2 separate regions of the Homo sapiens genome follow, and region 1 is linked to region 2. The links are chromatin contacts, found by Hi-C in ENCODE. All regions are on one chromosome and are shown on one strand. The core of a region is the stretch at or near the end of the contact, and the rest is flanking DNA. Distances in the headings are between cores, read along the strand shown. Region 1 overlaps CAPSL (calcyphosine like). Region 2 has its middle 160 kb from the start of RAI14-DT.

Evidence for each region. A loop is a pair of places that touch in the nucleus more often than their neighbours do. Pooled maps may share reads with other maps.
Region 1: a pooled map shows a loop between it and region 2 (5-fold over the local background). The contact joins two enhancer-like sites. A Hi-C loop is called at or near these places in 2 of 37 single-sample maps with no recorded cell type and 2 of 50 pooled maps.

The regions. Positions count from the first base shown.
Region 1 is chr5:35,902,663-35,906,326 of GRCh38, reverse strand. It overlaps CAPSL (calcyphosine like), which reads left to right. Exons shown (of 5, transcript NM_001042625.2): 5 at 1,681-2,039. The coding sequence ends at 1,782. Among named protein-coding and RNA genes, the nearest start is that of CAPSL, 34 kb to the left of the region's middle. RefSeq lists an enhancer at 1,633-1,732. Within about 2 kb of position 1,471, at least 2 of the 41 ENCODE cell types and tissues checked have a DNase peak (open chromatin) inside an H3K27ac peak, as active enhancers do.
Region 2 is chr5:34,497,079-34,500,522 of GRCh38, reverse strand. No RefSeq gene overlaps it. Among named protein-coding and RNA genes, the nearest start is that of RAI14-DT, 160 kb to the left of the region's middle. RefSeq lists enhancers at 695-764, 1,215-1,364. Within about 2 kb of position 1,287, at least 9 of the 41 ENCODE cell types and tissues checked have a DNase peak (open chromatin) inside an H3K27ac peak, as active enhancers do.

The DNA.
Region 1 (3,664 bases), core at 222-2,721, 1.4 Mb before region 2:
GTTTTTCAACTTCTGTGGGAGAGAAAAGCTAGGGATAGGATTATTACAGTGGATGTGGAGGGAGTCTCATTCAATGGCTGTCATCCCTGGCCAACAAACAGACAATAGAAACAATAACAAACTAAAAATATCGGGAGTTTGATAATTTTTAATTAAAAAATAATTAGCTGTAAAAAATGTTCCTCAAACTGTCATGGTAAAGTGCACCGTCAAAATGGCTCAGGGTCTCGTGGGTAACTCTTTTAGTTTACTTGCTATTTGCTGTAAAATGATCCACTTACTTTGTTGGAGTATTTCACCAGCCTGCAACTTTTTGAGGACTGAGACTTTATCTTAATTATCTTTGATATTCCCAGTTAAATTACTGTAGTGTGCACAACAATTAACTGGGATGTTTAGATTTTTAAGAAGTAAATTCCACAACCACCTGCTTCAGAGATTCTGATTTAGCAGGTGTGGGGTACAGCCTGTGGGCCTAGGCTTATGACAGACACCCCAGGTTGTCCTGATGCAGGTGGTGTGGACCCACACTGATAAACATTTCCCTGGAACCTCACACAACATGAGAAAGATAGAAAGAGGGCAATAATGATGTGTGAAACTTAATGTAATCCCTTAATGAGGGAATTGAAAAGCAGAGGCTGAGGAATCCAAAGGAGGAGAGGAATAAAGAAGTTCAACAAAGGGGGATGCTAATGGTATCCTAATTTTGACAGAGGCTCTATGCATGTATTGTAGATGTGTATTTACAGTTCAACTATGAGCTGAGTTCAAATGCCTTTCTTTCTACTGCCCTTCCTTATGTTTTTAGTGGGAAGGGGTGGTATGAAAGACAACTGTGGATCCAGTGACTTTTCTTTTCTGGTCACTTATAATTTCAATAGGACCAGTGGGTCAGTCATCTCTTATGATTCTTGGAAGGCATAGGTATGTCCCCAACCGATCATGTCAACCAACATGATTAAATTAGAGTGTACATATTATCTAGACCTGTTAAAAATAAGACTAATAACTGTCTTTTCTCCTTCCCCAAAGGAAAGTAATATAAAATCCCCACACAGATAAACACATTAGTCAATATTTCAAAGAGATGGTCATGGGTGTAGAGTGGAGAGAAGCCAGGATGGGTGGGAGGCATGAAGCAGGGGTAAGCTTTTTATTCACCCTGGGCCTTGAATGAGTTATTTATGTGTTAGAAAAGCATGCAACCCGGGAGCGTTTAACTAGAAATCTGTTTCTTCACCCACAGGAGAGAACTCCATTTTTGGAAAGGGAAAACATCACTTACCCTGACACAAGGACATGACATGTTGTTTCTGACGTGTCACAGAAAGACAGAAATAACTACAGTTGCAGAGCACTTCCTTCTTACTCTGAGTTTCAGTCTCCCTTACCTGAACCGACGGGCTCCCACCCTTAGACAAAAGATGACAACCTATGCGTCACTTTCCATTTAGGTTGGCTTAGAAACTTTCAAGACTTTCTTTCTCTCTTCCTAGGTGCTGTTCTCACACCATCCTCAGCTTCACTTGTTCTTTTGTTTTAGATCAGTTCCTCAGCCATGATCACATACACAAAGAAATCCTCTATTTCCCTTCTATTTACAGGTGCACAAGGTGGGCGCCCATTGACAGAGTGAGAAGCAAAGTTTCGTTTTTGTTTCTAACTTTTCCACTGCAGGTGACCCCTGAGGAGTTCATGAACTACTATGCAGGTGTGAGCGCATCCATTGACACTGATGTGTACTTCATCATCATGATGAGAACCGCCTGGAAGCTTTAAGCACATGACCTGGGGACCAGGCCCTGGGACAGCCATGTGGCTCCAAATGACTAAATGTCAGCTCAAAAACCAGAATCGTATTTGATTTCACACTCATCCTAATGTTTTTTTCTGTGTCAAAATATTGCATTTTCTGGGGCCAAAAAACAGGCAGAAATAAAAGACATTGAGTAGCCAACTGTGAGTTTGCCTTGCCTAAGACTGTTTCCTTTGTTCTAAAATAGGACTTAAATAAAATGAGCTCTGTAAAGCTCCTAGTGCTGTGCTGATACATGCAGGTGTCTAATCAACTTTAGGTTTTATCCCTTGGCCATTAATGAAAGCTTGAGTATTTTAATTAAAACCCTCACCCATGCACCCATAGTTTTTCTTCACCTCCTTTTAGATGATCCTTTTCTAGGTGAGATGATAATATATCTCTTTTTATGACTGATTGTAAGTCTTTAAGTGTTTCAGTCTCATTTGGGGACCAGAAGAAGACCACGTGTTAGCCTCAATTTCTACAAGCAAATCTTGAGTTTCACTGCTTAGGGTTTAGGGAAGCCGCAGTTTGACAAATAGATTCAAAATGATTTATTTAATAGTCATTTTAAAGACTGGTGTGAGTGAGGAGGCTATTTCTTTGAGCAGTAGATCCACGCCTGTTCATGGTACTCCTGTGGCTGAAGTTTTGAAACTGGGCTGGGCGCTCAGATTTTATCTGGGACATCTTGCGCTGTGTGTGGGCAGGCTATTCCAGAAAGCCTTCACCTGGTGGAATGTTTATCTCTCCCCTCTCTGCTTTCTGCCAATTGTGTTGAAATTCCCACCAGCAAGGGCTGGGTGCAGTGGCTCACGCCTGCAATCCCAGTACTTTGGGAGGCTGAGGTGGGTGGATCACCTGAGGTCAGGAGTTCAAGGCCAGCCTGTCCAACATGGTGAAAACCCTGTCTCTACTAAAAATAAAAAAATTAGCTGGGCATGGTGGCACATGCCTGTAATCTCAGCTACTCCAGAGGCTGAGACATGAGAATTGCTTGAACCCGGGAGGCAGAGGCTGCAATGAGCTCAGATCATGCCACTGCACTGCACTCCAGCCTAGAGCAAGACTCTGTCTCAAACAAACAAACAAACAAACAAAAATTCCCACCAGCACAAGGAGGTTGGGTGTGACACGGACTAGGATTTCAATAATATTCCAAAGCAGGTTTTCCATCTTGATGCTTCATGGCTTAACACCTCCTCCTCCCAGCACTAAGCTTTGGCTTCATATCGTTGATGTGTAGGACTCTGCCCATGAAAGGCTACTAGAAGCAAAGATAGCCCAGAGGCTGGAAAATAGATAAGAAAACTACAGCTCTCCTTCTGTGTCTTCTGTATCTAGGGCCAGAGATAAAAGCACAGTGACCAGCCTCTGGTTATGGTGCTGGAGACAATGCCCACCCACCTTGCTGCTGGGTGAAATACCTCCTTTTGACTCTGTCCTTAGCTGCACTCATCCCCCAGTTTGCAGACAGGATTGGGTTAATAGTCTTCTTTAAGATCTTATATACTTAATTGGCTCTGGATTTAGGGATTGAACACACTTGCCATATTTTGTATCAATTCACTGTTTAGGTTTTATTTCATACGCTTGGAAGTTGAGATTCGGATATGTATTAATTTAAAACATGTGAAAACCAGTGCTGCTACATAGGCATTATAGTAGTTATTAAGTAACTTGTTGAGATGCTCAACTTTTTCTTGAGGATGGTGTATCCCCGTATTACCAGAAACTAGTTTTGTTTTTGTTTTTGTTTTTTTACTTAATTGCACAATTGCACAAGTTTGATTTTGTATTGGATTTATTATCTCTGCTCATATAGAGGTTGGTTAGGCCAAAGATACCAAGTGTTATGAAGAA
Region 2 (3,444 bases), core at 38-2,537:
GCTAGACGGTGCATTGACCCTATTGGCTCTGGTAACCAGAGGAGGATGGGTTCACTGACCCAAATCATGCCTGTCCAGAAGGGGCTCTGTGCAACACAGTTTCCGGGATTGGTGAGTGTAATGCCCGGAAAGTTTGAACATGCATAGAAATCCCTAAGGCAAACAAGAATTTATTTGTAATATAGTAGATAGAGCGCTGGATGTGGAGTCAGGTGTACCTGGTCTTAAATCCGCTCTGTGATGTTTTTGCAAGTCTGATATTTCCTCATCCTTAGTTTGCTTGTAGCGAAATAGGTGTTTTGGCTGGACGTGGTGGCTCATGCCTGTAATCCCAGCACTTTGGGAGGCTGGGGCGGGTGGATCACCTGAAGTCAGGAGTTCGAGACCAGCCTGACCAACATGGTGAAACCCCGTCTCTACTAAAAATGTGAAAATTAGCCGGGCGTGGTGGTGCACTCCTGTAATCTCAGCTACTCAGGAGGCTGCGGCAGGAGAATCACCTGAACCTGGGAGGTGGAGGTTGCCGTGAGCCAAGATCGTGCCATTGCACTCCAGCCTGGGAAACAAGAGTGAAACTCTGTCTTGGAAAAATAAAAAATAAATAAATAAATAAAAACAGATGCTTCATTTAGGTAGAGAATGCAAGCCCTAAAACTTAAAAATGCTGAAACGAAGTCATAGCAAGAAGTCTAGCTGTGGGTGGCTGCCGGCATTGGTTCAGGGTCAGCTTCTCAGAGCATCTCTTGGCCTTTCTCCTATACTTGTCCCACCACAGTTGCATGATGGCTTTTACAGCTGTAGACATCCTGTCCTTCTCCAGATAGGAAGAAAGGGGAGGTGGTGATGAGCCCATGGACCCAAGTTTATGCCTATTAGGAAAAGCGAAGGGCTCCCCAGACTCCCAGCAGATTTGCACTGATGTCTCTTCTGCCAAGGCAGTGTACAAGGCCACCCCTGGCTACAGGGCAGGCTAGGACAGGGGTATTTGTGTGGGGCTAGACATAGGTTTCCCAGAACAAAACTGAGATTATACCAGCAGAAACACAGGAGAGGGGACAGGCATTAGGAAGGTGGGTGGGATATCGCAAAGGGGTTAAATCTATCTGATCTGTTTCCTTCCAGGGTGGTTGTGAGGATTAGACATTTGTGAAATGTGCTATGGGGTTGTATTAGTCCATTCTCACACTGCTATAAAAAGCTGCCTGAGACTGAGTCATTTATAAACAAAAGAGGGTTAATTGACTCATAGCTCTGCATGGCTGGGGAGGTTTCAGAAAACTTACAATCATGGTGGAAGGCAAAGGGGAAGCAAGTACTTTCTTCACAAGGCAGCAGGAGAGACAGGAAGTACCACACTTTAAAACCACCAGCTCTGGTGAGAACTCACTCACTATCACGAGACCAGCATGGGGAAAATCACCCCCATGATCCAATCACTTCCCACCAGGTCCCTCCGTCAACATATGGGGATTACAATTTGAGATGAGATTTCGGTGGGGAAGCAGAGCCACATCATATCAGGGGCCCTTCTCAAAATGAAAACATGAAGCTCCCCTACTTGATCATTCTATTTCCTATGGCTGTTTTCCTAAAGATCGGCCCTTTTTTCCACTTTACTTTGAGAACCACCAAACAAAATTGAGTCTGGCCTGACACTGCGTACCCTTTTCCCTTGCAACCTCATCTCTTCATGTGCCCTTTGCCCTCTGATGACTCTAACCTCTTTCGAAGGTCCTTGAATTCACTAAGATTTGTTTACTCAAGGGCCTTTACTTTTGCAATTTTCCCTGCTTGGAGCAATCTTCCTCCTTTCTGTTCCTTCTGCAGAGAAGTCTACCCTGACTCTCAACCAATGTGAAAAATCCCCTTGCTCTTTCCTGGCTTTCTTTCAGAGTGCCGAGCACAGTCTTCATTTCTGGATAGTCTATTGATTAGCATTTATCTGCTTGAAAGGCAGCCTAACTGTAGCATTTGAGGGCCTGAGTGCTGGAGCTAGACTACCTGGATTTAAGCGCTTCCCAGCTGTGTGATCCCGGGAAAGTTATTTTAATGTCTGGTGCCTCAGTTTCCTCATCTGTAAAAATAGAGATATTAATATCACCTACTTCATAGGGTTGTGGAGGGGATTAACTGTTTATATTTGTAAAGTGCTTAGAGCAGTGCTCTGTGCATAGCAGAGATTATGCGAGTATTACATAAATAAAAGAAATAATACCTGTTTCCTCCACGATACTGTGTGATCTATAAAGAGGAGAACTGTATCTGTTCTTTCACTGTAGTGGTTAGCACAGTGCCAGGCCATGTTATTGTTGTTGTTGCTGTTGTTTTACATCCAGCGAGTATTAAATATTTGCCAAATAAATGAATAAAGAAATAAATAACTGAGTGATGTTCTAAATTGGAGTGGGAGTAGAACAACGTTGCAACATCTCAGGGTTTCAGAAAATATTATTTAAGAAGTAGAAGGCTGGGTGCAGTGGCTCATGCCTGTAATCGCAGCACTTTGAGAGGCCGAGGTGGGTGGATCACCTGAGGTCAGGAGTTCGAAATCAGCCTGGCCAACATGGCAAAACTCTGTCTCTACTAAAAATTCAAAAATTAGCTGGACATTGTGGCACATGCCTGTAATCCCAGCTACTCAGGAGGCTGAGGCAGGAGAATCACTTGAACCCGGGAGACAGAGGTTGCAGTGAGCTGAGATCGCGCCATTGCACTCCAGCCTGGGCAACAAGAGCAAAACTCTGTTTCAAAAAAAAAAAAAAAAAGAAGTAGAAGTTTCTAGCTCCATTGGGAGTTGAATTCCTGCCTGTGGGGTTTGTTGGAACTGAATCTTCCATGACAAAGTGTGGGACTGGTGTGGACCATCAGTAGAATCATTGCTTCCCCGCTTCTCCTTGCTTCCCCGCTTACAGTAATTGCCTCCTCTTGGAGAACTGCTAGGTCTCAGACCACCTAGGAAGTGGAATTGAGACCCTGTGAGACCGATGCACAGGCTCCCACCCATGTGGAAAGCTGCAGCCCTGATTAGGTGTTTGGCTGGCTGACCCCACCACCCTTGGGACCGCGGTTTCCCTGAGTAGCTTGAGCTCTGGCCCTGGTCACGACTCAGGGTTGTTCTGACCCTCTCAGAAGAGAATTTTCCAAAACCCCAAACAACGACAGCTTTATGGGCCAGCTGCACTCTGTTCCCTTTGAGAGGCAACCAGAGCTCTTAAATCACATGAAAAACACATCCAAGTTGTGCTGTGGGGACTCACATCAGGCAACTGGCTGCTCTACTCAATTCTTGTCCAACACTAGGTCTCCAAGGAGCCATTTGAAGCCCAGTCAAATAGACCTCGATCACCCTGGCTGGCTGCCAGAGCCTGATGGTCCTCTGCCTTCAGAGCCTCTGCAGCGTGAGCGCTGGACAATTTCCTGTGGCCCATGGTCTCCCCAGCCAGG